Linked DNA regions of Homo sapiens: region 2 is linked to region 1. Evidence: read pairs that join two places in POLR2A ChIA-PET (ENCODE). Cell type or tissue: MCF 10A. All regions are shown on one strand. Each heading gives the region's core, and the rest is flanking DNA. Links, peaks and the distances in the headings are about the cores only. Region 1 has its middle 11 kb from the start of LINC01745. Region 2 has its middle 19 kb from the start of SIPA1L2.

Region 1 (16,755 bases), core at 4,617-12,616:
ATAAGAAATGCTATAACACATAGAACTGAATTACTGTGAGTTATTTACTTGTCAAAATTAAAGGGACATAATAAAAGCATACCTAGAGAGAATTTTATAGTTTTCATACATTTATCAGGGAGAAAAATGAACTCAGTAAGAGCAAATGAACTCAGCTGAGCACCATTGCCTGCACCTACAGTCCCGGCTACTTGAGAGGCTGAGCCAGGAGGCTCACTTGAGCACAGGAGTTTGAGGCCACAGTGCACAGTGATCACATCTGTGAATAACCACAGCACTGCAGCCTGGGTAATATAACAAGACTCCATCTCTTCAAAAAAATGAAATAGAAGGAAAAAGAAAGAAAGAAATAATGTTAAGAAGAGAACAAAATTCTGCTCAGGAAGTTGTCTAATATTACTTGAAGATAGACTGTAATAAATCAGAGATGTATATTTTAAGCCCTAAAGCAACTTATAGAAAAGTAAGACAAGAAGTATACTCCTTGAGCCAATACTTGAGCAATCATAATGGAATCATAACATATATGTAATCAATCCAAAAGAAGGCAGGAAAGAAAAGAAGCAAAAAAGGATGGTCAAATAGAAAACAATCTATATATATGGACATTTTGGTGTCTCCCAGTGAAAAAGTTGGCTTTCTGACGGTAAAACCCATCTGCCAACAGATCCTCCCTCCACATACAGAGTTTGCTTTCAGCTTTTTAATTCCTTTCTCTTAAATATAAAAAGACAGACAAGGTTTACTAGACATTTGATCAAGATCTCTATTATGAAAGATAACAATAAATAGCCATGTACAATGGAATGGAACTACTTGGAAGGCTGAGGCAGATTGCTTGAGCCCAGAAGTTTGAGACCAGCCTGGGCAACATAGCAACAGACACCATCTAAAATATGAAACAGAGAAACACAAGGAGAAGAAATATTCAAAATGTGTATAATTTTTATCCTCAAAGAAAGCAGAGAATATATTGCAACCATAGAGCAAGAGAATATGTTTTCAGATTCATAAAACTAGACTGAACTTTGATAAGTAAAATATGTTAACATAGGTTTTTCTAAATTATAAGTGGATTAGAAAATAAAGTAAGAAATTCTCTCCAAATGTGAGAACTAAAAGACAAATACAAGGAAAGTGAGAGAGAATGAATAAAATGGAGGATTCATCCAGGAGATCTAATATCTGACTAGTAGACATTCCAGAAAGAGAAAACATGGAAAGTGAAGGGGAAGAAAGTATCATAGAAATAATACAAGAAAAGTTCTCAAATAGAAGCATATGAGTTTCCAGACTGAAAAGTAATTCTCCAGGATAATGGTTGAAATTAGAAAGGACCCACCCTAAGTGGGACCTTGCCCACTAGTAAGGCATACCTGTAGAATTTAGGGATAAAGGGGATCCTAAAATCTTCCAAAAACAAAACAAAACATAAACCTCAAGTCACATTTAATTATTGAGAATCAGAATGGCCTGGGTTTCTCAAAAAGAACACAGGGAATTTGAAGACAACTGAGTAATGTCTTCAAAAATTCTAAGAGAAATATTTTCTAACTTATAATTCTATATTCAGCCAAACCATCAAACAAGTATTGGGACATAATAAAGATATTTTCTGACATTCAGACCTTCAAAAAAGTTATCTCTATTTGTTCCTGTTACAGCTCTGAAAATTAAAAATTACTTCCACCAAAATGAGAGAGTAAACTAAAAAAGGAGATTCGTTGTTTAGGAATCAGGGATGTAACACAGGAGAGGGGCAAAGGGAACTCACAGGATGGTGGATAAGGAGAGTCCCTGGATGTCAGCTGAGTATCTGGCCAAGAGAACAACCAGGGCAGACTGAAGCTGAAAGACAGCTCCAGGAGAGAGATGTTGAATAATAATAATAATAATAATAAACTAATAAATGGAAATGAAAATGGAAAAAAAATCACTTGATGGCTTTAATACCTTGAGAGGAAATTTAGATTTCTGTGGGAAATTTTAAGGATGATTTAGCATAATACAGAAAAATGAGCAAAAAGGACAAGAATTAATTTCACTAATTACAAGAAAGGAAATGTAACAATATTGCTTTACATGATTCAACTGTAAATAATAATTATGCAATCAAAGTAATATAAACTCCCACAATTGATTTTAACAACATAACTGGGTTCAGGGACAGTGGGGGTGTGGGACTGTGTATATGTGTTTTGGGGGCATGGGGAAGAGCCAAATTCCATCTTTTATGATAGAAAGTTAAAGACAATGTCTAAATTTGAAATATGAAAAACTATTTTTTTAAATCTGTCATGTTTTGAACGCTTATGTCCCCCACAAAATTCATATGTTGAAATCCTAACCCCCAAGGTGATTAGGAGGTGGAATCATTGGGATGTGGTTAGGTCATGAGGGTGAGGCCTTCATGAATGGAATTAGTGCCCTTATAAAGGAGGCCTTAGAGAGCCAGCTAGCTCCTTCACCCATGTGAGTCTGGAGTAAGATGACAGCCATCTTAGGTAGCCTTGATCTTGGACTTTCAGCTCCAGAACGGTGGACAATAAATGTCTGTTGTTTATAAGTCAGCCAGTCTATGGTATGTATTTTGTTAGAGCATTTGGAACAAAGACCAGGTGCTATCTGTCTTTGACAAAGTATAAATCACAAGACATAGCTGAGAGAGTGAAAAGTGATGCCATTTGAGGTGTGGGAATTGGGAAATAGAAAAGTGTGGTGAGGGAACTGCTCTTTTATTATAAGTCCTATAATAAAACAGTGTTTTTGTTCAACAGTTTCTGTGTTACTTTGATAAAAAATTAAAATCACAATTAGATGAAATTGTGGGACGGATGGTAATGAATCCAGATCGTGAGCCTAAAGATCTATCCAAAATGATTCTAATTTCTAGAGTGAAGAAGCAAAAGCAGGTTTTGGCAGGGAAGTAATAATGGCATATCCTGGGAGAGCTCTGAAGCCGGTTTTCTAGAGAGTAGCTGAGAAATGCTGCAGCGTCTCACACCCACACAGCCTGCTACCCCGTTGCTACCTAGATCATGTTTTCCAGTGAAATATTGGCAGGGGAAACATTGATTTATCACTATTTTATAAGGAGAGAATTTGGCAAGGGCCATGGATTAAAACGTACACAGAATATAGGTCTTGAAACTGGAAAATGTCCACCTGGATTTGAAGAGAATTACAGCTAAGTGGGATAGCTATTCCTTCAATAAAGACATACTGAGCATCTAAGTGTAAAACATTGTGTTAGACTTTGGGTGGGAGGTGCTTATAAAGATTAATAGGCTGCAGGCTCAAGAAAGTTACAATTTACTGGGGAAGATATGAGCACATGGAAATTAAATAATAAGATGTCACAGTCAGTGTATCAAATCATTTAAGCGGGGTCTCATGAGCAGTTCAGCTTGCCCTGATATTCTCAGACATTTTGAATGAGGAGAGGTACATAGTGATGCATTTTAGAATCCGAATTGTGTATGTCCCAAGAGAAAGAAAAATGGGAAATAATGACAATATATTCTGTGAAGCCAAGCTGATCTTTTCCAGAACTGTGTTTGCACCAAAGGAAAAAGACAGAAAGTCTAAGCCTGAAAAACAGAAGAGGAAGAGAGAAAGAGACAGGGGAAAAAGAGAGAGAGAACATTAAGTTAGGAACACTGCAATAAGGGACGTAATGTAACTAAATCATTGGTTACAACCCACAGAACCAGTTTTAAGAAATAAGAGAATGGAGGGGGTCATGCCTTGTGTATGTTAATATTTATTTCCACAAAGAATTATAATTAATGTGATATGAATCAAGTCTCACCACAGTGGGTTGCCACATGGGGTGCTGGCCCATATCTTAAAATTTTCACATACTAACTTTTTGCTTAAAATAAATAGGGTGTAAGCTGGTGGTTGCCATTTTGATGTAACTTCTGTATTTTTGTGGCAATAGATATTTTTACCTGAATTTTAATTAATACTTGAGTTATATTTGACAATCCTTTCACTGCCTTTTACTTAAGTAAAAATACCAGTGAAATGTGGCTTTCAGAAAAGCAGAGAAGACCATTAAAATGGTAAATTCTGAAGATAAAAAGTGTTTAATAACTAGTAAATCAAGATGATTAGTTTTTTAAAAGAATAAAATATACGCATATCATGGAGTGGGAGGAAGTAGTTTGGGAACACCATGAGAACTTGGGAAAACATTTGTTTGCCCAAGAAGGTGCTCTGGTTTTGGGACGGGAGAGATTACAACACTCACTGATGGCTCAAAGAAGGGTAAAAGAATGCGGCTCCAGGAAGGTGAGATATGATGAAAATACCAGGACATTTCAAACATAGATGCATGATTAGAGAAAGAAATTTGACAACAATTCCTTAGCTAAGAGATTTATCAAGCAATAATAATAAAAGCACAGTATATGGAATCTTCAAAAACAGAAATTTAGATAACTTAAAAATATCTATGTATCATTGCACCCATATCTCTTAAGAATAGCCAAAATTATTGAGCTATTGAAAGGCAAGGCCATGATTGCCATCAATTTAGCCAAAGGAGACAATTGTGAAGCGAAATAAGAAAAACAATGAGCATTTCAATGAGGACAAATAATACAGCAGTGGTTGAAGTAAGAAAAATATTTGGAAAGTTCTTCATGTTATTTGTCTGTTTGCATTGTTTGTTGTTTTGCTTTTCTGTTGCACTTTGACTTTTCTCTGTGATATATAAAAATTTAGGAATAGAAATATGTGGTCACTTGCGTCAATGAAAAATTCCATATTGTAGGCCGGGCACAGTGGCTCATGCCTGTAATCCCAGCACTTTGGGAGGCTGAGGCAGGCAGATCACCAGAGGTCAAGAGTTCGAGACCAACCTGGCCAACAGGGTGAAACCCCGTCTCTACTAAAAATACAAAAATTAGCTGGGCATGGTGATGGGTGCCTGTAATCCCAGCTACTCGGGAGGCTAAGGCAGGAGAATCACTTGAACCTGGGAGGCAGAAGTTGCAGTGAGCCAAGATCGTGCCACTGCACTCCAATCTCAGTGACAGGAGCAGAACTCCATCTCAAAAACAAAAGCAAAAACAAAAAACCTCATATTGTACTAATAGATACAGAATGAGAAGCACTGTGTAGGCTTGCTATTCATCTGGTCTGAACCACCATTTTATGACTATATTTATGGCCCTGGTGGGTTAATGTGCATCTGTCCAGTCCCATGGGCTCCTCTGTTGAAGCATCTGAGTGAGCAGGGGATGGACTGTAGGCTGGACCAGCAGGTTCCATTTCAGCTCAGGGCCCCAGACATCAAATGCACAGTTAAACTGCGGGTGCAGACAGCTCCATGAAGAGCCTAAAGTAACCATCTCTGATGAGCTGAGAATAGGGAATTCATTTCCCAGTTTCCCAACATCCTTGTTAAACTTCCAGGGAGGGCCACCATCTTCTGTCACCAACCCAGATGCCTGTCTGGGAGCCCCTGATCCTCATCAAGTAACACCGCACTAATGCAAGACCTAACCATTCCACCCAGGGCGGCCGTCGCCATGGGATGCACCTGGTCATAGTTACTCAATAGTCTTCCTGGAAGAGGTCCCTGATGTTTCTTCCACTCCCCAAACTGTAAACTTTGCCAGGAAGCAAGGAAATGCCCTGTGGAACATTTAACTGAAGAGTCAGCAAAAGACAATCACACAGGTCAGGTGATGACTCACGCTTTGCAGCTCATTTCATCCCTTTAGGAAAATCCATGCTCTTTCCCTGAATCCCCTGAAATAAATTGCAAAGGTTTAGAAAGCCTAAAAATAAGTGCTTCTCCAGTCCAGAGCTGTCACTAGAAGCTAACTCCCATGTTGGTTTTAATTTCCTGTCTTGTAACGTTTTCTAAATATATGCTACTCTTTGCCACCTCTTCGGAAACTGCCATTAAACTGTGATTTGTGTCTAGTCAAGAAATGGAGGCACAAAATGGTCAAGTAACATTTTAACATTTCCTAGGTCATACATGTAGTCAGGATGGGGCTGGAATCCTAGCACAGACGGGTCTGCCTCTGCCCCTATTTCTTCATGCCACCTTCTTAATAACTTTTAGGCCGGGCGCAGTGGTACGCCTGTAATCCCAGCACTTTGGGAGGCTGAGGAGGGCGGATCACCTGAGGTCGGGCGTTTGAGACCAGCCTGACCAACATGGAGAAACCTTGTCTCTATTAAAAATACAGAATTAGCCAGGCATGGTGGTGCATGCCTGTAATCCCAGCTACTCGGGAGGCTGAGGCAGGAGAATCGCTTGAACCCAGGAGGCAGATGTTGTGGTGAGCCGAGATCACGGCATTGTACTCCAGCCTGGGCAACAAGAACGAAACTCCGTCTAAAAATTAATTAATTAATTAATTAAATAACATAACTTTTATCGGTCTCATCCCCTAGTTCTCTAAATTCCTAGAGCATGCCCCTCACTGATGGCCCATGCCACTCCATTCAGCTTCTAATACTCTTCTGATTTCGATTCAAATAAATTCCAATAATACTCTAATTTCAAAAAAGAACTTTATTGACTATTTCAAAAATGTTATTTTATTTCCCAATGAGCTTCTGGGCTTTTTGAAGAGCTATATTTCAGAATGATCACTGTGGTCCTGTGGGTAGCATTAGGGCCCACTTCTCCATGGACAGACAAGACTTGAGCATGGTGGCAGGGTTTGAAGCTGGTCTGGAGTACTAGGTGCATGATTACCCTGCTACACAACTGGTTCCCAGGGTACAGGGAGTTAAAGAGCTTCCCAAGGGATCTTGGTCTGCCTGTAGACATGGTTAGTAGACACATTCCTTCATCCAATAAGACTAGGGAGAGAATGCCCAAAGAAAGATAAAGGTTTTCCATCAAACTATGAAAATCTTTGTCCCCAATATTGGCAGTAATGTTTTCTTCTAGATACCAATGGAAACATCCCTTTCATGGTACTGCCAACAATTTTCTCAACAAAATATCGTGTTGATGGATCATGGATGCAGCTTACATTCTCCACTTTCTTTTTTGTTTCTTTTTGTTTTCTTTATTTTTATTTTTATTTTTTTGAGATGGAGTCTTGCTGCATTGCCCATGCTGGAGTGCAGTGGCACGATCTCGGCTCACTGCAACCTCCTTCTCCCAGGTTCAAGTGATTCTCCTGCCTCAGCCTCCTGAGTAGCTGGGATTACAGGTATGCGCCACCACACCAGGCTAATTTTTGTATTTTTAGTAGAGACAGGGTTTCACCGTGTTGGCCAAGCTGGTCTTGAACTCCTGACCTGAAGTGATCCGCCTGCCTCGGCCTCCCAAAGTGCTGGGATTACAGGCATAAGCCACCATGTCTGTCCTCTACTTCACTTTCATTCAGAGCGGATTGTGAGGAATTGCATCTTTGGTAGTCTTTTCATTGCTTTTTTTTTTTTTTAGCCTTTTTTTGGTTAGCCTTTTCATTGCTTTTTTATATTCTAAAATTAAATATAAAATTGATTGAATGCAAACAACAGTAGTGACAAGGGGTTACAAGCTTGTGGTAATAAATGGCCTGAATTTATAATGGCCCTAAGTTGTAACTCTTCATAGAGTCCTCAGCCCCTCAGCCTCACTCTGGCATATCTCAGTTTCTCTGTTATTCTGCTCTATGAATGATCTCTATAGGGTTCATTAGTTCTTACATAGAGTACTTGATTTTGAAAAAACATGAGGTATCCATCTTAGTTTCTCACCCAATAACTGATTACTTCCTCTCCCCCGGATGGCTGGTATCATCCCACTGTACAGGTTCAGTAATGTTCTTGTTCTCCACATCTCTTAGTCTTTAATACAAATACAAACGTTATACAAAGTTTGTTCTTCCAGCAGGTAGGGCACAACATGTTCAAACAGGAAAACTGGGTTTCAGTGGCAGCTTGCCAGATTAACCAGCTAGTGAACTTGGCCAAGTCACTTCACATCTCTGAGTCTTAATTTTCTTATTTATAAAATAAAGATCAAAAATATATTCCTAAGAATGCTTAGCCCCAATGATGTAAAGATGTTTAAAATTATAAAGTGATATACAAATAGAATGGATCAATATTTTGATTTTGTGTTTCTTCCACAGATTCTCTAAAAGCAACAAAAAAGTAGTGAGTTCCTGGATTAGATACTCTGTGGGGTGCTAGGGATGTGAAAACATGTCTCCTTTTCTTGTTTTCCCTTTCACATGAACTACCTTGACTGCTAATTTTATCTTCTCAGATTATATCATTTTCATACGATATCTCAAATCTTTGGTAGATTGGAATAATGCATTAATAAATTAATAATTAATAAAAGAAAATAAAATAATTAATGGTACAAGGCACAATACCTCCTCAAAAGGAATGTATATCCCAACAAGAGGACACGACAATATTTTTAAAGACGATTTCACAACATCAGGGACGTTCTGAAAGCCCTGAATGAGTGATGGAGATGGTACAGCTGCAGGAGAGATGGGAGAGATCGCTAGAAGACATGAAGTGGGAAAAGGCTTCGGAGAGCAGGTAGTGCTCCTGCAAGGTCTTGAAGCCAATGAAGATTGAAGAGAGCCTTTCATCCCAGAGAGGGAGGTGAACAAAGATTCAAGCGCAGAGACGGGTCAAGGGTATTCAGGAGGAAGTAAGGCAGCCTGGAGTTGAGAGAAAGGACACTGAAGTACAAGACAGAAAAATGACTTTTCAGAGGCTGAAAATGTACCAAAATGTACAGGCTACTGGCTCTTGTCCACCACCACTTCCGCATTTGCACAATCTGAGAATCCTGTACAATCTGTGAGGCTCAGGAACAAGCCACTTGGATGGGGGTCAGCAGGCCTGGGTGTCCTTACCAGCTCTGCAAGTCACAAACATCTCCGAGCTTCATTGTTTTTTCCAGAAGAGCAGTTCTCCACATCCATATTGCAACACATTGGAATGTTTAACAAGTCATTTGTTACTATTATGAAATTATTAAAGTAGGTGAATATTTTAATTAGAAATCACTTGTTTCAAAATTTCTTGAATGGAATGAAAGAAATGGAAAAGGGAGTGTGTAAGTCCATGAGAGGGGGTGACCTATGTCACAGCACCAATAGTGCTGTTCTAACATAGAGGGAATGGGGAGAGACCAGTGTCCTAGAACATAAAGGCGTGGTTCTATATTTCAAAGTGCCCCATAACAAAGAAGTAATAAGACGACTAGGTCTGGACTGTGCCTATGAAGGTGGAAAGTCTGAAGACACACTTGCCTCTGGAGAGTATGTAGTCAGTACTCAGGCACCGGGTAGCTCCTCAGAAGGAAGGAGCAAGAGGCTCTTACTGGTTCAGAGGCAGCTTGTCTCGGGATCTCAGACGTGGAAGGCTGGTGTGGTTCTGATGCATGCACAGCCAGGATTGACTGGGTTTGCAGCTTTCCTTTCTCTTTTCTGTTCTAATTCTGGAGGTAGAACTTGATGCCTCCTTTGAGTCCTCTGCTCCTGTTTCCTCTGTTCCCATTTCCTGTTCCCGATGGATCCTGAGAAATATGTGAACACTTCAAATGATGTTTGACATTATTGAAAAGGGCCCTCTCTAGAGAATACCTTTTATTATGTGAAACATCTTATTTGTGATACGTACAGCACTTGTGTTTAAGCTGTTGCCAATTTATATTTGTGTATGCAGTATTAGTTTTCTTTGAGAGGCGGCCAGTTAGGACACTTATGTTGCTGAGTACCCATTACATTGTGAAAGATACCCCAAGGCTAGCTGATTGTTCAGTTTTTCCAGATTTTCTGTCTTACTGCTAGTGCCAACTGTGCGTCTGGGCATAAACCAGACCCTGATTCACCAAAGGCTGGCCATTGTCTCTTCCTCTTACCCATCTATTCTAACACACCTTCAGTCACCCAGAGCCCATAGAGTGCCATCAACAATAGCACACCTTACACGAGAAGAAAGATGAGACTTTCTAGTTTACTAGAAAGAATGCAAGTGTGAACATTCTGCAGTGAGGAAAACAAAAACCAGAATAGAAAAACACCAAAAACTTGGAATATTCCTCTTGGTTTTCATTGAGTTGATAGAGTGGGCTCTTTAAGGATGGGACGCTTTACACAATACATCAGGTCATGAGTTCTCAGCAGGGGCCAAAAGGGACACATTGACAAAGGAAGACATCATTTTCATCCAGCAGATTCAGGGACGAAGGGATCTGTTTTATTGATGCAGTGCTGAGTCACTTAGCAGCTGACTCATTAGCAGCCATTAGCCAGCCCACAGTCAACAGAAAATGAGCACAATTGTGCAATCTTTACAGAAGAGAATTTACAAATTAGGGTTGGCAACCGAACTGACAGATCTGGGACTGTTATCAAACAGAGGAGACTTTCTGCCTGCTGACTATTTTGGAGACTTGAACCCAGCAACATGAACACCCAGGAAGCTGTTGCACACTACATACAGGTCAAACAAGACTCCTTTAAACTGATGTTTTTCTGTCTGTCTCTGTTTGCTCCTTGTATGAGATTATGCCATTACATTTATGCACTAAGCAGACAGATAATACTATTAGTTCTGATTTCACTTGGCTCCTTAAACACCATACAGGTTACTAACAGAGCTGTTTTAATACATATTGGCTCTTTGTGTCATGCCAAGACACAGGTGTCACTAGGGGACACAGGGCTGGAAACTTAGCCAAGCATGAATGGCCCAGAAGGATAAGACTGGGATGTCTTCTAAATAGGGAGAGGAAAACGACTACCATAAAGCCAGATAAGGCAACAGGAAGTGTTCGCCAGGCTTTCAGCAGTGGGAAGTGCTACCATGGAATCCTTCTCACTCTGGTGGCCAAATTTACTTGATTTCTACCTTTCATCCAACCTGGTGCCCCTATGGTGGGCTTCACTATGAATTACTCAGTGAGACCTCTGGCTAGTCCTGCCTTTACCTTGGTACCCCCACTCTCTCAAGGTCAGGTTTCCCTGACTGATCACTAGCTCTCTGAAGCTCCAGCCTGGTAGGTAATTGGGCACCTGTCTGAACCTCAGATCTATTTTTTTTTTTTTTTTTTTGCGCGACAGAGTTTTGCTCCTGTCGCCCAGGCTAGAGTGCAATGGTATGACCTCGGCTCATCACAACCTCTGCCTCCCAGGTTCAAGCGATTCTACTGCCTCAGCCTCCTGAGTAGCTAGGATTACAGCCATGCGTCACCATGCCCAGCTAATTTTGTATTTTTAGTAGAGATGGAGTTTCTCCATGTTGGTCAGGCTGGTCTCAAACTCCTGACCTCAGGTGATTCGCCTGCCTTGGCCTCCCAAAGTGCTGAGGTTACAGGCATGAGCCACCACGCCTGGCGAAAACCTCAGGTCTTTAAAGTCAGATGGTCCTGACAAGTTAGCCTTACCAAGAGAAGACGTTCTGCCAGGTAGCACTGGCTCCCAGCTATGAACCCTAGTTTCTTCTGCCATTTACTGGCTGCATACCTTTGGGCAAATGACTGAAATCCCTAAGTGTCTATTCCTCCATCAGTTACATGGGAATACCACTGCAGTTCCATTTAGCTCCACAAGACTCCATTTACGCAACAAATATTCATTGATCACCTCTGACAAGCCTGGCTCTGTGCTAGGCACTAGGGACACAGTGACAAACTGTAAACTACGCAGATAAGGTTCTTTCTCACATGGAAGGAAATTTACATGTTACCTAGGGTGGGAATGGGCAGGAGGAGACAAAATAACAAAGCAAACAAATTTACCTCGTAATTTTTGATAGTAACACATGCTAAAAAAACTAAGAAAGAAAGATACAGAATACAATGATTTGATAAAGAGTGACCAGGGTGGAGGTGACAGGATTTAGCCAGGGAGGTCGCATTTGATATGAAGCAATGCGAAGGTACATTGTGAAGATATGATGCGTGGATATGAAGACCACCTTGTGAAGATGTGGAAGCGCAGCAGTCCAGGTAGCAGAAAGAGCAGGAGCCAAGGTCCTTAAGCAGGAATGAGCTTGACTTGCTCTGAGGACACGTGGGGGAGTGTTGGACTCAGAAAGGTAGGTGATCCAGTGTGCAGTAGCAGATGAGCTTATCTGACAGGCAGAGCCAGTCATGTGGGACACTGAAACCACAAAAGGAGCCTAAATCTTAGTCTATATTCAGTGGTGACTCTGGGAGGAATTTTCCACAGGGAAGTGACATCGTCTGCGTTGCATTTTAAAAGACCATCCTGTCTGCTTTATAGGGTGGGGATTATAGGAAGAAGTGAGTGTAAAAAGAATAGTTAATAGAGTATGCATAACCCAGGTAGGAAATTCTGGTGGCTTGGCTTGGACTAGAATAGTTTCTGGAGATAAGGAGAAGTTGACACAGCAGGGATTCATCTTGGAGATAAAGCCAACAGGTTTGCTGATGGATTGGATGTGAGTGGATGGGAAGGAAAGAAATTAAGGATGATGCCTAGATTTTTGGCGAGGTGTCTGGATGGATGGTGGTAACTTTAAATAAGATGAGGAAGAACAAGTCAGGGCTATTAGGGGAGGAAGGTCAGTGGCAGTAAGAGTTTCCCTGGAGCCAGGTTAGTTTGTCATTCTTCTTAGCCAAGTGAGGTTGTCAGATTGGCAGTTGAATCTACTCTACGTTTGCAGCTCAGTGGAAAAATTAGGGATGGAAATTTTTTTTTGTTTTGAGACAGCGTTTCACTCCTGTTGCCCAGGCTGGGTGCAATGGCATGATCTCAGCTCACTGTGACCTCCGCCTCCCGGGTTCAAGCGATTCTCTTGCCTCAGCCTCCAGAGTAGCTGGGATTACAGGTATGCACCACCACGCCCGGCTAATTTTGTATTTTTAGTAGAGACAGGGTTTCTCCATGTTGGTCAGGCTAGTCTCGAACTCCCTACGTCAGGTGATCCACCTGCCTTGGCCTCCCAAAGTGCTGGGATTACAGGTGTGAGCCATAGCGCGTGGCCGGATGGAAGTATTTAAGTACGTAGATTGTTTAAGGCTCAGCTCTGTGCTAGACAATGCATATCATCATTCATTCATTCAACAGGCCCTGTTCTAGGCACTGGGGTTACAGTAGTAAACATAACAGACAAAAAGCCCTGCCCTCATGGAGCTGACATTCTAGCAGGAGGAGAGGGGCAACAAACAAATATGTGAATGAAATGTATGTTAAGGAAAAAAAGAGCAGGAATTATAGAAACAGGGATGCAGGTTGAAGATAGAGGATCAAATTTAAAATCAGTGGTTAGGGAAGGCATGTTTGAAAAGAAAAAGACCTGAGTGAGGTGAGGGAGTGAGTATGTGGTTACCTGGGGAACTACATTTCAGGAGGAACGCAGGCAGATGTGGAGAGGGAGCAGGTGTGGGAGTGCAGGCAGGTGTGAGTTCTCTCAATCCCAGCCCTTCCCAGTCCTGTGCGGGTTGTCCATCAAAGCTATTATTGCTCTCACCACATCTATCAGCCAGTGGTTGAAGGGGTAGCCTGTGAGTGTCACCAAGTCCACTGGCTCCTCTGCATTGAATAGACTCACTTGTTGACTGATGGTGGGCTGCACCACCCGGGACACTTGCCCTCAGCAGGTGGCTTCTCCACCAAGCCTGCAGGCGTGAAGAGGAAATCCCACAGGCGTGAAGAGGAAATCCCACAGCCCAGGGATGAGCACCACCTGGAACTCACAGGAAAGGGCACTGCTCTGTGCTCACTGATACTGCAGCCCCAGAGGGTAGGATTCCTCTAGAAAAAAAGTAAACAAACAAACAACATGTTCCCTAAATCTTTGTCTTGGGCTTAAGCTTTTCCCTGCTCTTTGTATCTGTCCTCCATTCCTGACAATATAGCTGGGATGCCCGCCTTTGTAACAAAGCCTGGCTCAGGCAGATGCACATCTTCTGGGACTTCAGCTTTGTCATGCCCTGGCTGATCCAGCCACCATACTAGCCCCTGCCCAAGGCCCTGAGTTCATGGCTGCCATTTCCTCCTGTTTCTATGGGTAGCCTCGACTTACCCGGCAGGTTTTGGAGCCAACTGGCCTGAGTTTGTTTCCTGGCCTTTATCAGCCATGTGACCTTGAATCAGTCAATTTCTTTCCTTTTTTTTTTTTTTTTTTTTTTTTTTTTTTTTTGAGATGGAGTCTCACTCTGTCGCCCAGGCTGGAGTGCAGTGGTGTGATCTCTGTTCACGGCAACCTCCGCCTCCTGAGCTCAAGCAATTCTCTTGCCTCAGCCTCCCGAGTAGCTGGGATTACAGATGCCCACCACCACGCCCGGCTTATTTTTGTATTTTTACTAGAGACAGAGTTTCACCATGTTGGTCAGGCTGATTTCAAACTCCTGAACTCAAATGATCCGCCCGCCTCGGCCTCCCAAAGTGCTGGGATTACAGGCGTGAGCCACCATGCCTGGCCAGTCAACTTCATAAGGACTGTGTTTCGTCATCTGTAAAATGGAGATAATAACCCTGTCGATGTTTTTGCAAGACATAAATGTGTTACTACATCTGCAATTATTAGTCCTGTGCTCACCATGCATTTGGTGTTCAAAATAAAATGTATTATTATTGGCTAGTTATCATCTGCCCTTTAAATAGATATAAATAAATATTGTAAAGTACTGCCTGTGACAGCAACAGTAGACGTCTGCCCCAGTTGTGTTTAGGCAACATGCTGGCTTTTAAAAATGCCAATAATATATTTTATTTAATGAACATATCCAAAATATTTTCAGTTCAATGTGAACAACATAAAAATGAATGAGATATTTTACATTTTTTTATTATGGTAAAATATATAAAACATAAAATTTACTATCTTAACCATTTTTATGTGTACTGTTAAGTGGGATTAAGTTGATTCTCATTGATGTGCAACCATCACCACCACCCATCCGCAGAACATTTTTTATCTTGCCCCAAAATATTAAACGCTTTGCAAGTTTGTGTGTTATCCTTGCACAGGGCCCATGCTAATTTCCTCTGTGTCATTCCAATTTTCAGTATCACTTCCAATATTACTTGTTATCCACACAAACACCACACCTTGGCCTTTTAAAGGGGTTCGCCGATGGTCTGAAAGTGAGCAACAAGTATTAAAGTACTTGTCTTACAGAGTAAGTTAGCTTTAAACCTCATGCAATTTTGCATGCTAAACATGCCTCAGAAACTCCGACTGTGGGTTCTGTGGACATACATCTTACTGTGACAACTATAGCTTGAACATTTTCGTTTTTCACTCGACCACAACTAACTTAAGGTGTGTCGTCACCAGTGTGCTTTCTCATAGGGTCTATTCCTGACTAATTGGAGGCATTGTGTTAGTAAATTCTTCTCAAACAAATATATTCTTTCCACAGATCTCAAATCTGAGTCCTTTATGGAGGCAGTGTTAACTTTCTATTGTAAACATTTGTTATTCAACTCCAGATCAGAAACGAAACGGTTATTGAGATGAAGTGCAGAAATACTTTTTTTTTTTCCTTTCTATTCCACATGACTTTTTAAAACTCGGTTCAGGATAGAAAAGAATGCCTGAGTTAGGATTCAGGGATTAACTACCACCCACAGGCTCACTTATAGGTACATTGAGAAGTGCATATCCCCACGTCCCCTTGAGGCTGGGTGTGGCCATGTGGCTTGCTTGGCCAGTGGAATATGGGCAGCAGTTACCTTGCCCCAGTCAACTCTGAAACTGTGTGTGAAGCTAGTGGTGTCATAAAATGATGGATCCCCCATCAGCCTGGGATCCTTAACAATTACAAAGAGCAGAGGCCCTTCCTGCCCAATGGTAGGTGTGTAATACAGCAGCAATAAGGTTTTGAGTATTTAAACACCTGAGATTTGGGGATTATTCATTACAACAGCATAATCAACCTTAACCTGGCTAATTCAGGAGCCAAGTAATAAACACAAAAAATTCACTAAATCATGGAAGGCCTTCCTCCTTTTCCCTGCCCATCAACACTCCTCTGACAAGCATTATAAACAATAGAACAAATTCTGAGAGAAAACCTCCTTTGGTCATAATTTTAACATGGCTAGGTTTTTTGTTTTGTTTTGTTTTGTTTTTGTTTTTGTTTTTACGGAGCCTTGCCCTGTTGCCCAGGCTGGAGTGCAATGGCATGATCTCAGCTCACCACAACTTCTGCCTCCCGGGTTCAAGCGATTCTTCTGCCTCAGCCTCCCGAGTAGCTGGGATTATAGGCACATGCCACCATGCCTGGCTAATTTTTAGAAGAGATGGGGTTTCACCATGTTGGCCAGGCTGGTCTCGAACTCCTGACCTTGTGATCTGCCCGCCTCAGCCTCCCAAAGTTCTGAGATTACAGGCGTGAGCCACCACGCCTGGCTTGATTTTTTTATTTTTAGTACAGATGGTGTTTCACCATGTTGGTCAGGCTGGTCTCGATCTCCTGACCTCGTGATCCACCCGCTTCAGCCTCCCAAAGTGCTGGAATTACAGGCGTGAGCCACTGCACCCGGCTGGCTAGCTCTTTTATGTTGTTGTTTTTCCAGCTCAGGTTTGGTGATGTAATGGAACCTTAAAATCTGACCAGTTTGGGGCCGGGCGCGGTGGCTCACGCCTGTAATCCCAGCACTTTGGGAGGCCGAGGAGGGCGGATCATGAGGTCAGGAGATCGAAACCATCCTGGCTAACATGGTGAAACCCTGTTTTTACTAAAAATACAAAAAATTAGCTGGGCGTGGTGGTAGGTGCCTGTAGTCCCAGCTACTCGGGAGTTCTGAGGCAGGAGAATGGTGTGAACCCCGGAGGTGG
Region 2 (16,755 bases), core at 7,274-15,273, 60 kb after region 1:
TCCTTCGAACACTGTGATCCTGGGGAGCCCTTAGAAGTGGGCTCCTGCTTCTAAGTTTACAGCAGCTTCTTTGCACTAAGAATTTATTCCCTGGGCCATCCTTTATTCTGCATTTGGGCTTAGTCTCTAGTAAGTACATAGTAGTTACCTAGTAATTTAGATTGGTGATTGACTTATCCCAATATAATATGGATCTGTACATTGCGGCTGCAAGTTTATGGGGGAAAAATGAATCACTGATTTTTTTTTTCATTTCTCCCAACTCTGAGCATCAACAATGCTTCATAGAATTTTTTTTAGGAACAGAAAATAAGCATAAATTGATTATCTTTCCCTCAGTCTTTCCTAGTTTGGGGTCAAATAAAAGACTTGCTTTTAATTTTATCTGTAGGATGTTTTTCCGTAATAATATGGATATCTCTTAGAAATGCCATAGTTCATTTGCTTGGTGGAAGCTGGTTCAATAACACCATTATATATTTATGTGGTTTTGTGGGGAAGTAAAGATCAATAGAGGTCTTTCCAGCCATGTGACTATAATGATGGTTTTCTTTTCCTGCTCTATTTATTATTTATTAAATACCTCGTTGTGAACAACACTGTCCTAGGTCTTGAATGTGATTGAATAAGAGGACTGTAGACGGGCCCAATTCGGTGTACTGATATCATTCTGAAACTTTGGATTTTATTGAAATGTGTTTAAAATTATAGAAGACATGCTTGTGGCAAACACTTTATCAGTCACTATCACGTTTCAAGATAACATTGAACCGCAAATTCAATGCAATGTGTATCTATATTCTTTGGAAATGTACCAAATTTAACTAGAAACATTCAACATTTTCTGAAGTCCTTGTGAAAAAGCACCTAGGCAGAGAAATGCTAAATGACCAAGACTAAGCTAAAGTATATCTATTTCATTGGGTCTACCCTTTCATAAACTGTGAACATTAGATATGTTTAGTGCGGATATTTTCCCAAAAAGCAAAAAGGAGAGAACTGCATTTTTACAAAATGTAAGAGAAGAAATGACATAGGGGTGGGTCTTGAATGTGCAGGTCAGAAAGCTGAGAGTCTTGTCTCAAGCATGGGAACTGTGACATGGATAAATTACTCATGGCGGTTGGGCACAGTGGCTCACACCTGCAATCCCAGCACTTTGGGAGGCTGAGGCAGGCAGATCACTTGAACCCAGGAGTTGGAGACCAGCCTGGGGAACATGATGAAATCCCATCTCTACAAAAAATACAAAAATTATCTGGGTGTGGTGGCTCATGCCTGTAGTCACAGCTACTTGTGGGGCTGAGGTGGGGGGATCACCTGAGTCCAGGAGGTCAAGGCTGCAGTGAGCCATGATCAAGCAACTGTACTCCAGCCTCGGCACCAGAATGAGACCCTGTCTCAAAAAAAAAAAAAAAAAAAATCACTCTTGGAGTCTGCCAGGATTCAGAGAACTAGACAGAGAATTTCAAAAATGGAAGAATTTCTTGAATTGGCCCCGGGCTCTTTACCACGAGTTAATGTCATCTTCCTCCTGGTAAGTGTTTGACCTGGGGAAGGAGAAATGTATAAAGCTGGTTTGAGTTCCAGTTTTCACCAGACACTGCGGAGTCTCTTGCAGCCCTGGCTTCTCTCTGGCTGGTGTGTTCTCTCCTGCACCATCCTGCCCTCAGCTTTCTTTTCACCTGTTCTTTGAGAGAAAAGAGGCTGAACTTCTGACTTTGTCCTTGCTGAGATGATAAAGACTAATGAATGCCTTTGAAGCCATTCACAGCATGGTAGCCTGAGGTCTTGAAGGGTTCATTTCCTCTCTTGTGGCTATGTGGTTTCGAAGTTTCATGAAGGACCGTAGTAAATAAAACATGACATATGATCAGACCTCAAAGTGGACAGAAACTAAAGCTGTATTTACACATTGTATCAGTGCTGGGAAAGGAAGGTAAGGAAGGGGAGGGAAGACAGGTTCACGTAGATGATCTCATCAGTCATTTATTCCCTAAGTGGAGGTGAGCCCTGCTGATTCTGAGATTATTCTTCTCTGGTGATGGCTTTCCTAGTGACAGGGACATGTCCAGCCTGTCACCGATTACCCATGGAGATGAGGCAGCGTCCCTCTGGTGCTATCTCTTTTCCCTCTAAGGGGCTCTTCCAGGTGCCTTTGTTGCCATGGTTGCTCCTGAGCACACACAAGATGCTAAAAATAAATTCCAAGTGAAACTTTCCAGCTGCCTGGTAAAAGAGTTTTCTGCTCTCTTTATATTTACATCCAATTGGCTTACAGTTGATATGCTCTGAGAAGCTGGATCAAATACAGATGCCATGCCCAGAATCAGCAGATGGGCTGGGGGTGGAGAGAAATTGTATAGGTTAAAGACTGCCAGGGGAGTCAAAAGCCTCCACTCCATGACCTTGCCTAACCATGTGCCTTTGAGAAAATGGTGTCATTTCTCAGGGTGTCAGTTTCTTTACTGGGAACTGCAGTGAGTATCAGAAGAACATTCTCATTTTAAAAGTGCACTTATGAGTTCTGATTTTGAATCTAAAACATTTCTGCATACTAGACCTCACTCCTGTATCAACTCTGTAAACTTTGGCAGCCAATCACTATTGTCCCAAATTATCATCTAAGAGAACTTAAAAAGTATGCCTCATGTGACTTGATGCCATCATTCATATGACAAAAGTCACACACAGACACACAGATGATGGTTGTGTTCGTTTTCCCATTCATGCACTATTTTCCTCATCCAGTAAATTATGACTGTGTTTTTTTAAGTCATCAGATTTCTTTTTTAATACAGCCAGCATTGAACTGAAAGCTATTAAGAAAAGTAAATGCCTGAGAGCATTAGGTATCAAATTAAAAGAATATAAACTTGGAATGAGATGATATTAACATAATAGGAATAAAATATCAACACAAAATATTTGTGTGTTTTCTGATTACAAAAGATGTCTATGTGAACTCTTAAACTAATTGGAAAAAAATCTCTAAAGTTAACATTTGATTTTTTACTAACAGTAGTCCTGACATTGTATAATTTAATTTCTGAGTTATAGTAATTCTGCTAATCTGAGATATAAGAAGAAGGGTGAAAAAAAAAACCCAAGGGATAATGGGAAATATGTCCATGAATTAGATGGAAGTCTCCCTGTGACTAAATTATGTAGCTAATTAGTGCCAAAAATATTTAATACGCACCAAATGTGAAGGATTCAAAGATTCAGCTAAAATCTACTTGGTAATCTTCAGCTGTGCCCGCTCAGGGCAGCAGCTACTAGAATTCTCTAGTTACAGAACAGAATCAGAGCCTGAAAAAGGTTAGGCAAGATCCTATCATCAGGAGATACTGTTTTCAGCAACGTTTATGCCGTCTGCTGGTTTTACATGTTCCATTCCCTTATGTGGAGGAATGATTATCATCCTTTTAGGGAGGGCACAGGGGATGGTTTTTTATTATTAGCTGTATGGAAAGTAATTAAACTTGGTAAACCTTCAAGCTTTATGTTCCAAAATTAACTCTCCTGGGCTTGGAAAGCCTTCCTAAATGACAAGAGGGTATAAGAATTGCAATGTAGAGCAGTGTAAGAACACAGATCTGAGGAAGGGTGGAGCTTGGGGACCTCATGGATTTGCAAGCAAATTTAAAAATAGAGGATTCCTTAGGAACTCTGAAAGATATTCAAATGGAAGGAAGGTCATGCTTTGAAATAGGGAGAAAAGGGAGTCTTCCACTAGCTATTGATAAAAGGCAGAGAAACTGCAGAAGGGAATGAAGGTTGCATCTACAATGTCTCATAATGCCAAATAGACCTAAGAGTAAGGCCTCTGCTTTTCCTAGCTGCAAACCAGAGATGAATAAGCAGAATTAATTTGTAGAGTGCATCCACTTTAGTAAGTGCTTTAGTTATTGAACAGGTCAAGGCCAAGATTAGAACTTAGGGCAACTCAATGTATAGAGCCTTTCAGGCAGTAGGCAGAATTGAGATCATCTATTATATATATGTTGATATCTCCCTCCAAACTTCCCCTTGCACTTAACTTCTATTGTGATATTAGGACAAGAACTAGAGGAGCTGCAAGAGATATAAGCTAAGTATGAGGTTGTATGTAGTAGGATGTAGTAATGGGGAAATTAGCACATGGAATGACTGTGATTGGATGATCAATAGTTTATGTCAGGGCCATCACGTAAAGGGTAATGCAGGACAAATGCTGCTGTACAAAGTGGCAGGTGAAGCATCACAGAATACAGAAGACAATTAATTAACCAGGTAATCGTTGCAAGACTTTTCTAAATTAGACCTGTCTATTTGGTAAATAGCTGATGGATAAATGACCCTCAATTCATTCTTTCAACAAATATTCACTGAGTGTCAAATTTATATAAGACATTGTGATAAAACCCACACTATAAAGATTAAGTGATCTCGGCCGGGCGTGGTGGCTCATGCCCGTAATCCCAGCACTTTGGGAGGCCAAAGCAGGTGGATCTCCTGAGATCGGAAGTTTGAGACCAGCCTGACCAACATGGAGAAACTCTGTCTCTACTAAAAATACAAAATTAGCTGGGCATGGTGGCACATGCCTATAATCCCAGCTACTCGGGAAGCTGAGGCAGGAGAATTGCTTGAACCAGGGAAGTGGAGATTGTGGTAAGCTGAGATCATGCCATTGCACCCCAGCCTGGGCAACAAGAGCGAAACTTTGTCTAAAAAAAAAAAAAAAAAAAAAGATAAAGTGAGCTCTTTTTAAGTAAGTTACTTAAATAAATGCCTATACCTTCTGGGAAAACTCACATTTTTTAAACTAGATTTTAAGAGAGAAGAGTGTGTTTGAAACAGAAGCAGCAGTCTGAGCCAACAGTTGACAGCAGAAAATCACAGGCACACCAGGCTAGAGGCAAGAGGACAATTGGACCAGAATGAGAGATGGGCATGGAAGGTTAAGCATTGGCCCATCATGGAGGGAGGTATAGAAAATGAAGTTTTCAGGGAAGGAGGTACCAGTAAAGATTTCTGAACAGAGACGTTGCAAGAACAGAGCTGTTGTCAAGCTTAATTTGGTAATGTTATATATCAAGCTGAGTTGGCCCAGTTTGTTCAAGTTGATAATTCAGGGGTGGAGGGTAGTGGGAAGAAGCAGTAAAAATGAGTTTACATGCTCACAGAATGACGGAAACGTGAGGTTCATTGGACACTTCAGCTGGGAAATGCATATCTAAGCAAGACGCCACCACTAACGGGTTAGAAGACAATTTGAAGAACAGGCACACACAGGAATTCAGGGGTTTGTTTTTTTGTTTGTTTGTTTTGTTTTTTTGAGATGGAGTCTCACTCTGTCACCCAGGCTGGAGTGCAGTGGCATGATCTCAGCTCCATGCAACCTCTGCCTCCTGGGTTCAAGTAATTCTTCTGCCTCAGCCTCCCGCGTAGTTGGGATTACAGGCATGCACCACCACACCCAGCTAATTTTTGTATTTTCAGTCAAGATGGGATTTCACCTTGTTGGCCAGGCTGGTCTCGAACTCCTGACCTCAAGTGATCCACCTGCCTTGGCCTCCCAAAGTGCTGGGATTACAGGTGTGAGCCACCACACCTGGCCTGAATTCAGGATTTTTTTTTTTTTAATGTGAAAGATCAAGCTATCTGTACATGTTGGAAACAACAGAATTTCCTTTCTTTTGCTCTTGAAAGTCGGAAAGGTCTTTCATTGGTAAGACTTAATCAGCCTCTCTGCCTCCTGTGTCTTGAAGGTATTAAAGTTGAGCCCACTGTCGTACCCTTAAGCCCTGGCCCAAGACCCGTTGATGAGCAAATGATGTGTTTATTTACAAAAGGGCAGACAATATTGCTGGAGAAACCACTCATGTAGCCCACATTATCTTCCTAGAAAATTACAAAACTATATCAAACCATATAAAAGTCATTCCTAATATCCCAACTGAGTATAGGATAGGTTAGAAGAAAAAGAAAGTGAAGGTGAAAAAGCCAGTAAGGAGTTTACTACACTAGTATTAGGGAAAGTCAATAGGACCCTAAACTAAGTTGGTGGTAGGGGAAATGGAAAAGCAGAGAGAGAAGACAAATCTCACAAGGTGGAATACAGATAAATTGGTGAGAGCTAAAAGACGACTGACATTTAGCAAGAACAGGGGAGACAGACAGGGAACTGGCGTAGAAGTCAGGCAAGGTCAGTGTCAGATGCACTGGTCTGGAAGTGATAGGAGGCTATCTGACTTGAGACTATGGCAAATGTGGAGCTAGAATTCGAGGAGGAGCAGGGTGGCAGAGGGAAATTTGGGAACTATCTGCAAAGAGGTATTTGAAGAATTGGAGGAGATGTCTAAGTGAGTCATATATGGAGATGGAGTTTTGCCAATTTTTGAAAATATGAAATATGTGACAACCAAATCTATGTTGCATTTTTTTTCTTGACTGTTAAGACTGGCCTGACTTCTCATTTATCTTAGTCTTTTTTTTTTTTTTTCTGGAGTCCTGTTGCTTCTCACTCAATGACTTCTTATCTCATGTAGGGATCCCAGCCCTTGTAAAGTACTGGGCACTTTGTTTGGCTTCCCCAGAGCCCACCCCAATCCCCTGCTCCCTTGTTACTCTCTGCTACAGCAGGGATATAGGTGAATATTCATTGTTTTTGCCTCTCTTCTGGCTGGAGGGACACCTGTGACTGACAGGCTGGAAGAGTTTGAGGGGAGGCCAAAAGAAACAAACGGGCCTAATCCACCTCTTTCCCTTTCTCTATCCTACCTGCTACACAGACATTGTTCCTGGAGCCAGGGCAGCCCTACCTATTCCACTGAAGCAACACACGTGGGGAAATGCCAAGAGAATTTCAGAGGCAATGAACCAGACAGAGTTAAGCCTCCAAAACCATGCCAGCAGCCCTCTGCCTCCAATCTTCCTGCTATGTGAGCAAATGAAATCCCTGTCTGTGCAAGCCACTTTTATGTCAGGTTTTCTGTGACTTCTAGCCAAACATATTCCTAACTGATGTACCCTGCCTGTTTTTTGGAGGTGGGGGGCAGTTTGAGGGATGCCCAAAAGGTGTGTTCCAGTTTTCTGTTGCTGTATAACAAACAACCTCAGAGCATAGTGACTTAAAGGAACAATAACCATTTGTTTTACTCACAAATCTGTAATTTGGACAGGGCTCAGTGGAGATAGTTTTTCTGCTCCAAGGGCGTCAGCTGGAGAAGCTCAATAGGGAACAGAAGGATACACTTTCAAGATGGTTTACTCATGTCACTAACTAGCTGGTTTTGGCTATTGGATGGAGGAAATCAGGGTCTGGAGCCAGAGGCCTCCATTTCCCTCCATGTGGGCCTCTATGTAGCTGCTGGGCTTCCTCACAATATGGAAGCTGGGTTTCAATAGAGAACGTAGCAAGAGAACAATGAAGGTCTGTGGCATGTTTATAATCTCTCCTTAGATGTTACCAAGCATCACATCTACCATACTCCATCAGTCAAGTCAATTGTAAACACACACCCAAGTTTAAGGGAAGTATCATTGCCATCTCTTGATAGGGGTGTGGCAAGGCCCTAGAATATATGGGATGAAAAATATATGGGATGCAGACATCTTTGGAAAATATAATCTGCTAGAAGGAATTTTATAAGATTCATGTATAAGCTACATGAATAAAGGTGTACTTTATTCATTCATTTATTTATTGTTGCTCTCTAGAGATTATGTGTGACACTTATAGAAAAGAAGAGAGAGTTTTGATTTATTGCAATAATTCTGCCAAATTTTTTCAAATAGGAGAAGTCATAATGGACTCACGGGTAACGTGCCTCCTCTTTGTGGTATTAACCAAATATCCCAAGATTTGTCTTGATGATCAAATACATTTTGGAGAGTCACAGTTAATCCCATTCATTTAAAGGTATCCTCTTTGGGGTATAGTTGTAGAGGACCTGGTATGTTTTGCCTGTCCCTGACTAAGTAAGAAAACTCCACTGTGCGGGCAAGAATTGAGTGTGTGTGTGTGTGTGTGTGTGTGTGTGTGTGTGTGTGCTGGGGGCCCTTTGATAGATTGGAAGGTTGGAATATAGCACAGAGCCACCTCACAACCTCACAAGAGAACAAACATAATATCCTTCAGTCCTAGAAAGAGCTGCAAATACCGTGAAATAGTTCTCTGTAGACAGAATTCGCTTGTGTTGTTTGTGCAGTCATGTCAGAAAATATAAAAGGATGCTATGCTGATGAGTAGTCAGTCTGCTCTCAGACCCAACCCTTGCCCTCGCTTTGCTCTGCTGTAGCACATGGAACTACATTTCTGAAGCTACCTGGCCAGTCGGGGGTCCTACTAGAAGATTAGAGTGTGAGAGAAATGGAGGAACTAGGGTCTTCTCCTATGTCTTTCCATTCCTCTGCGGTCCTTGGCCATGTCTGTGTCTCCCTGCATGGTAGGGGGCTTTGGCAATGGCTCCAGAGAACCCACCCTCCTAGTATTCATGCCCTTGTGTAACACCTTCTCCTTGAATGTGAGCTGGACTTATTTCAATGAATAGAACGTGGCAAGGGTAATGGGATGTCACTTCTAAGCTTAGGTGAAGAAGAGATTGTGACTTCTCCATTGCTCCCATGCTTTCTTCCCTTCTCACCTGTTTGCTCTGATGAAGCCAGTTACCATGTTGTGAGCTACCTGATGTGGGAAGAAATTGAGGAAGATCTCTGGCCAACCACCAGGGATGAGCTGAGTCCTGCCAACCATTGCTTGAGTGAGCAGCCCCACCCCCAGTTGGGCCTTCACATGATTGCAGCCCTGCCTGGCTAATACATTGATTATAGACTTGAGCAACACAGAGACAGGGGACCCAGCTAAGCCATGCCTGGATTCCTCACCCACAGAAACCGTGAGAAAGTACAGGATGTTGTTTTAAGCCACAGGGCTTAGGTTGATGTGTTCCACTGTCAAAGATGACGAATACACAGAGGCTCCAGTTCCTTCCAGAAGCTCCTTGCTCTGTTATCAGCAGATGGGGTGGGGCTGGGCTCTGGTAGCTTTATCCACTGTCACTTAGCTGTGGGGGTCGAAGTGGCTGTCTGCTGTTGTTAAGTGCCTCACTGTCCCATGTTTGAGTTTTCCAATCACTTATCACCTGTATAACTTATTCCTATATGAACTTCCTGCCTTGAGTAGTTTTTGTTTTTCTACATGAATCCTGTCTGAAAAGATTACAGTTCACAAATTTGGTAAAATGCCTCTTGTTTGTGTCCATGAAGTTTTTCTTCTTTCCATAAAAGTCAGAGGTCCAAAGGTACAGGGCGAGAGCTGGTAGTGCAGTATGAGTGAATACTATGAGGTCCAGCACCAGAAGCATGGAAGGAGTAGCAGAGAAATAACGTCTACTTTCATATCTAACTTTGTGTTTGTAATTTTGAAATCTTTTTTTTAGGCACTAACCTAATTTAATAGCAAATAAGTAATCGAGACACATGTTATTACACAAATATTGAAGGTGACAGTAGTTTGCATCTTTATCATGTTGATACACATGTATTCTTGAAAAGTCCTGGGTTTTATGATATTTGTTTTCAAAATAGTTGCAAAGCATGTTCTTTACACTAATCTAAAATGACCTACATAGGCTGGGTGTGGGGACTCATGCCTGTAATCCCAGCACTTTGGAAGGCTGAGGTGTGCAGATCACCTGAGGTCAGGAGTTTGAGAGCAGCCTGGCCAACAAGGTGAAATACTGTCTCCACTAAAAATCCAAAAATTAGCTAGGCATGGTGGTGCACACCTGTAGTCCCAGTTACTTGGGAGGCTGAGGCACAAGAATCACTTGAACACGGGAGACGGAGGTTGCAGGGAGCCAAAATTGCACCACTGCACTCCAGTCTGGACAACAGAGGGAAACTCTGTCTCAAAAATAATAATAATAAATAAACAAAATGACCTGCATAATCTAAAATAACCTATATCAAGAAAAGTTTAAAAACACAACTAAATTCAAACACTTAAATATGAAAGACAAGCTGCCAAATAAATAACGCATGTTTACAGAAATTTCAGGGAACTGCCACTTAGCTTTGTAAGTTTAATAGATAAAAAGATTAAAATCATCTAATAATAAATTATTTCCATAACATGAATAGCATCCATTACAAAAGTTTTAGTAATAGTATAGTTTCACAAATACAAATTGCTCTTAAATTACATATACAAATAATTCTATGACCAATATTTTTTAAAAACTAGTAAATTATCTACCATATATCTATCGCTCATAATCCTATAACATTTTTTCTTTTTTTGGTAGTGTCTCACTATATTGCCTGGGCTGGACTCTGCATGTCACCTAGGCTGGTATGGAACTCCTGAGCTCAAGCAATCCTCCTGCCTCAGCCTCCCAAAATGCTGGGATTATAGGTATGAGCCACCGTGCCCAGCCCATAATCCTGCAATTTTAGCAATATTTTACACAAACGTAAAGAAGACACACAAATTTATTTAACCTTCACTTTCATCAATCTGTGCCTGCCCCCCAGTTCAGACACATTGGATATCAAAACTGTTAAAGGCCTAAAAAAATGCAATTAAAGTAACTTTAAATTAAAATAGTTTTAAAACAACAAAGGTTCCTGTTGATTTTGAATTATCACAAGAGAAACTTGGAAACCTTTGTAGTTTTCCTTTAAACTTTGAAATTCTGTGATCTGTGACTCCATTGCTTAGAAATTATTTCTACTTCACTCAACCAACCTTTAAAATGAAATAAAAATGATAACCTTCTAACTTTAATTACCTTAATTCATAGAAAACAGTAAGGAGGCAAGGAGGTGAACAACTCTTTGGTCATTAGCTTTAAGAAGAAATATCCTGCCTAAAACAGGCTGTTATCAGAAGAAACACAGAAGCACAACAAATTGTATTTAGAAAGTGGCATTGTCTGAAGAATCAGAAATAGTTCCCTTCTATACTTGAGCAGAGGCCTCTCTGAGTATAGTGGCTTCTGCTAACCTTGAAGGATTGCATCCTTCCATCCATTCATTACAGATTCTTACATCCTAAGAGCCAGGAGGGATCTTAGAGGTTATTAATTCCCCTTCCATAGTTGACAGCCAAACAAATTGAGGTGCTCAGTGATCAAGTGCAGTCCCTAAATCTCATAGCTTGTCTGTTGCAGAGCCAGGCTAGACCTCAGACCACCTGGCTCCCAGTTTAATGAAAGAAGAAATTGCATAACCTGGCAAATACGGTTAACATGTAAGATCAACTTAATGGCTTTATCTTCCCTTAGAGTCAAATTCAAGACTGCATGTAGGAGAGTCTCAATTGTCAACTTTTTGGTGGTAGAACCTGTCTTACCTGAATGATAAACATTCTGTCATGAAAAGCAATAGTCATGGGAGTGATGAAATGGTCACAGGTGAATCATTAGGTTGCAACAAAGATGAATAATATTATCGTATTCTCTGTGTGTCCAAAGTGTTCCCAAGCTAGGAGCCAGATTGTAGTCTCTTTCCCTGATGCATTTTTTTTTTTTTTTTGAGATGGAGTCTCGCTCTGTAGCCCAGGCTGGAGTGCAGTGGCACGATCTCGGCTCACTGCAATCTCTGCCTCCTGGGTTCATGCCATTCTCCTGCCTCAGCCTCCCGAGTAGCTGGGATTACAGGCGCCCGCCACCACATCCGGCTCATTTTTGTATTTTTAGTAGAGACGGGGTTTCACCATGTTGGTCAGGCTGGTCTCCAACTCCTGATCTCGTGATCTGCGGGCCTCTGCCCCCCAAAGTGCTGGGATTACAGGCATGAGTCACCGCGCCCAGCCTCCTTGATACACTTTACTGTCCTTTTAATTAGCCTTATCTATTTCCCTACTTATAAATGGAATAAACTTTTTTTTTCACAGCAGCTACAAAAAGTAACGCAGCATCTTATTTTGACACCATGTCTTATTTCCTTTGGCTCTTTGGAAAGAGCCAAAAAGGCTTAGTTAGCTAAGTTTATGTTCTGAAGAAGCATGGAAAAGCAGGTTAAAGTTCTGTAGGTACCCAATACTAGATTCTGCACACAAAAGTAGAAATAAAATCTGTATTCTCTCAAGCTAAAATAGAATTTCCCTATTCAGTTCTACAGCTCAATATACACGCTGACTAAACATTTCGAGGACAGAAGATTGTGCTAAGGCTGTTTTTTCAATATAAAAAATACTCATTTAAATTAAAATTACTGGGTGGATCACATGATATTTAAGAATTTAAGGAGGATGGAAAATTATGCCCATGTCGCATAGATGGGCTTATGTGGTACTCAGAGATTCAGAATTTTTAACATTTCCTCATATCTGTTAACTGAATTTGATTTTCTTGCTCACCCTTGCAGCCAGAATGTAAAAATGAAGGAAATGATAAAAAATAAAGAAAAAGAAGAAACTTAGCAAAGCAAGAATTTAAGGTAAAAAGTCCAGCTTAAAATCTTAGGTAGCACATGTATACTTAGGTATACATTTATTTTATCAGGAAACTTTATCTTAAAGAATAAATAACCCTTTTTGCATTGTCTCTAAACTGGAAACTATTTCACCATATTTGGTTCAAAAACAACCTTAATACACTATAACTTTGTGCTAAGGCCAATGAAAAAGTTGTTAAGATACAGGAAAATATTGCTTTTATCAGACTTAGCTGCAGAGTGTGAAGAGGTGGGGAATGGGTAAAAATTAGAGAAAAGTAATGGCTACAAAGTACCTGGGAAAGGCATTTTAATCCAATCCAAACTAAACCTCTTTCCCACTGGTCAATGTCTGGCATTCTTTGGGGCTGACCTTAGCATCGTATCCCTTCCTGGCTGCTGGAGTGGATTCAAGTCCTTTTTCCTTTTTCCTTTTTTTTAAATTGTCTTCTTGTTTGTCTCTTCCACTAGAGATTTAGTTCAATACATCTTTGCAACTGCAGTGCCTACCACTGTGCTTGGCATATAGTAGCACACGAAGAAAATTTGGTAAGTGGATAGATGGATGGATGAACAGATGGATGGATGGGTGAATGGATGGATGGATGAGTGGATGGATGAATGGATGGATGGATGGATGGATGGAAGGATGGATGAATGGATAAATGGATAGATGGATGGATGAAGGAATGAAAAAAGTGAATGAATGGGCATTTATCTTCCAGTTGTTTTACATCCTTGTTGATATGGTTTGGCTCTGTGTCTCCACCCAAATCTTATCTTGAATTGTACTCCCATAATTCCCATGTGTTGTGGGAGGGACCTGGTGGGAGATAGTTTGAATCATGGGGGTGGTTTCCCACATACTATTCTCAAGGTAGTGAATAAGTCTCATGAGATTTGATGGTTTTATCAGGGGTTTCCACTTTTGCATCTTCCTCATTTTCTCTTGCCTCCACCATGTAAGAAGTGCCTTTCACCTCCTGCCATGATTCTGAGGCCTCCCCAGCCGTGTGGAACTGTAAGTCCAATTAAACCTCTTTTTCTTCCAAGTCTCTTTATGTCTTTATCAGCAGCGTCAAAATGGACTAATACACTTGTCACCTGCCCTACACTCTTTGGGGCTTTTCAGCCTTAAACTGGATATAAACCAGTTTCACCTATGAGATAGACCTAAGCCATTGAAGCCTCTCTCCCCAGGAGGGTGCTAAATATATACATGTTTGTTAAGTGACAATGCTAAAGAGAGATTCTCTGATCTCCAAATAACATGTACAAAATCAAGATTACTAACATTTCTTTACAAGAAATAAGGAAAACAATGTTTGGAATCAATGAGCTCAGTGCTTTAACTATATGTTTACAATCAATACAGATGCACTTCCTCTTTGGTGTCTTTCCCCAGTACACAGTGACCTGCCCCCTCCACTAGATCCTTTTTTTATGCCCATGAATTGGGAATAAAGTGCCAGCAAATTTGATTTTATTGTTCCACATGAATGCTAGTCAATTTTCCTAGTGGGAATACTAAAGATGATAATTGCATGTTGTCTCATCTTGTCTGTATAGGTCCCCTCTAGTGGTAAGCCACTGAAAGCATGAAAGGATAGGAACAAGAGCAAATGAAATGTAATGTGGTGCATTCTTTGAACTAACAGGGACCTCTTGTTTGAAGGGTGTCACTGATTTGTATATAGATAGTGTTAGGGAAAACTCAAAACTGTTTTTCCTCCACTTGAACACCCACACAATAGAAGTCAACATAGAAGACGTCTGTGACCCCAAAGTATGTGAGTATTTCTCCCCCTTCCAACAGTTTAAGAAATCAGTTCGGCAGCAGACACCAACAGGGTGTCCTCCAATTCAATTCAGACACTATCTATCTGGAAATAGCATCAGGTCACACAGGTTGGGGCCTCAGTTCCAAAACTTCCCCACTCTTCAGACATCAGTTGCAAGTCCAGGCCTCCAGAACTTCTGACCAACTGGCTTCAAGCTGGGGTGCCCAAAACCCTCTCTTTGGGTTCGATTAATTTGTTGGAGCAGCTCACAGAACTCAGGGAAACATTTACACTTTCCAGCTTATTATAAAGGATATAACAGAGGATACAGACGAACAGATGCATAGGGAAAGGCATATGGGAAGGGGTACGGAGCTTCCATGCCCTCCCTGGGTGTGCTGGCCTCCAGGAATCTCTATATGTTCAGCTATCTGGAAGCTCCCAAACCCTGTCCTCATGGACCTTTGATGTGGACTTCACTGGATAGGCATTCATTGGATTGACAACCATGGAGAAATGTGAATGGACAAAAAGGGTACGATCTAAACCCAGCGAGGCCTGTCTGTTCAGGTTCTTCTTGGCCTCTCTGCAGCATTCCTTTCTCCAGGGTATGGGGTAGGACCACCTCTGGAATGAGGGTCTTATGAACCACAGTCAGATTAGAGTCCTTCTTTGGGCAAGTAAAAGGAGGGCAGGAGAAGTTCAAAGAGAGAGTCTGTTGATTGTAACAAGGGCTGTGGGAGTTATGCATCAGGAACTGTGGACAAAAACCTGTGTATGGAAATATACATACATATATATAAAATAATATCACAAGTAGACATAGACATTTTTTTTTTCCTCTTAGGCAGGCTTCACTCAGGGAACATAGGGAGGGACTGTCAATGGAAGGTATGGTAATAAATGGTCAGGCTCCATAGTTAGGGCACTTGATGGATTACCGTGGCTGTTGGATATTGTAGGTGTCACTCTGCTCCTGTGGAATGCAGGCTACAGAGCTGGTCCTTGGTGGGTAATTACTAGGCAATGAGAAACAGTCTTGAATAGCACAGGGACATAAAAAATCTTGTCTGAGACAATGTTGCTTTGTGGTTTATTTCACATCACTTGTCTTTTGGGAGGAAACAATCATACTCTATTATTGATGACTTGTGCTGTTGCATGGAGAAAAGGCATGGATAATGAACATAATAGGTGACCCTAAAGCAATTGCTTTTTGTTATTAGAACGTTGTTGAAGAGAGGGACCGTTTTATCATAATTACTTGCCCACATACTCCTTCAACACTCACTCTTCACACCCTTCTTCTCTAATTTCCTCTGGGAAAGAGGTGGGTAGATAATGAAGAGAATAGATGTAAAGGCGAGACGAGCATGTTTACATAGCAAGATTATCAAGAAATTGGGGTTCTGGCCCTGTGTCCTTGAAAGGCAGAAAGCCCATTTGCATTTTCCAAGTTTAACACCCTCAGAGGGGTAAAAACTGATGAGTAATGCCTTCCTTTGTGCTGTACGCTCAAAATAATACCATGTGCTCATGCCATTCCTTAAAGCTCCTTGAACAGTGGCCAAGGTGCTCAGATAGACTTATCTCCATCACTTATCGTATGTGGTTAGAGAGACAAGACATAGATTGTACCTATCACAGTAATAACGCAGCGTTTGAGATTGTATCTGTAAAGCCCAGTGATACACACAGTCTATTTGTATGCCAACAGAGATTCCTTAGACTGGCCTCAGGTACAGAAGGGGCCACTTTCAGGGTAATTCCTTGTTTTTTTTTGGCTCTTGCCCCATCTGCTAATACAGAAAACCAATTCTCTACAAAATCATTACCTCTCCAACGCATGTCTGGGCGTCTTCAGGGGATGAGTCTCTGCACAGGATGGAATCTACTGGTAGCTCTGCAGCTTCAACCAAGGACACTACAGCTAGTGCTGGGGCTGCAGCTTCTTGCTTGTCTGGGTAAAGCCACACCTGCCGAATACCATGACCCCCACCTCCGCGTACCTCTGGCATCCTCTCCCTCACTGCCCCTGTCTCCTGATGGGCCCTGCTGCTGCTTCTGCCACCTCGTGCAGGACATTGCTACAGATATACCAGTGCTGCTTGGAGGTCTGTGCTGAATCAGGGTGCAGGCTTTCTCTCGGCTGGGTAACATTATCATAGAAAAAAAGAATGCAATTGGCTTGTGTCCTAGGACCACACTGAATTTTAATATATAATTTTAGAGTACAGCCCAATTTCTCCCTATAATACTGCTACAGGGACATGGAGATGGGCTCCAGGATAAATCATTATGAGTGATAGGCATCATTTTCAGGACAAAATCATTGTCATTTTTAGGACAAAATGATGCTTATCGCTTATATTGATTTATCATGGAGGCCACCTTCATGTTCCCATAGCTGTATTATCAACCCTCTTCTCTAATTATAAGGTTCTAGAAGTGGCTAAATGTATCTTTTCCCCTAGGATGAACTGATTCTCTGATGGGACATTAGTCCCTTAGCAGAGGTGAGGAACCTCTGCTGGGCTCATCTCCT

Evidence for each region. Peaks named below come from ENCODE experiments on the same cell type or tissue, not always from the same donor. Only the 100,000 strongest peaks of a DNase experiment are listed, where the experiment ranks them.
Region 2: POLR2A ChIA-PET joins it to region 1 with 11 read pairs; 3 of 35 experiments call an interaction of 5 or more read pairs at or near these places.

What each region holds. Positions count from the first base shown.
Region 1 is chr1:232,698,448-232,715,202 of GRCh38, reverse strand. It overlaps the pseudogene RNU6-1211P. Among named protein-coding and RNA genes, the nearest start is that of LINC01745, 11 kb to the left of the region's middle. In MCF 10A, for the core only: no CTCF peak of the experiment used is centred there; DNase peaks (open chromatin) are centred at 5,632, 7,902, 9,752, 10,262 and 1 weaker place.
Region 2 is chr1:232,640,685-232,657,439 of GRCh38, reverse strand. No RefSeq gene overlaps it. Among named protein-coding and RNA genes, the nearest start is that of SIPA1L2, 19 kb to the right of the region's middle. In MCF 10A, for the core only: no CTCF peak of the experiment used is centred there; a DNase peak (open chromatin) is centred at 11,389.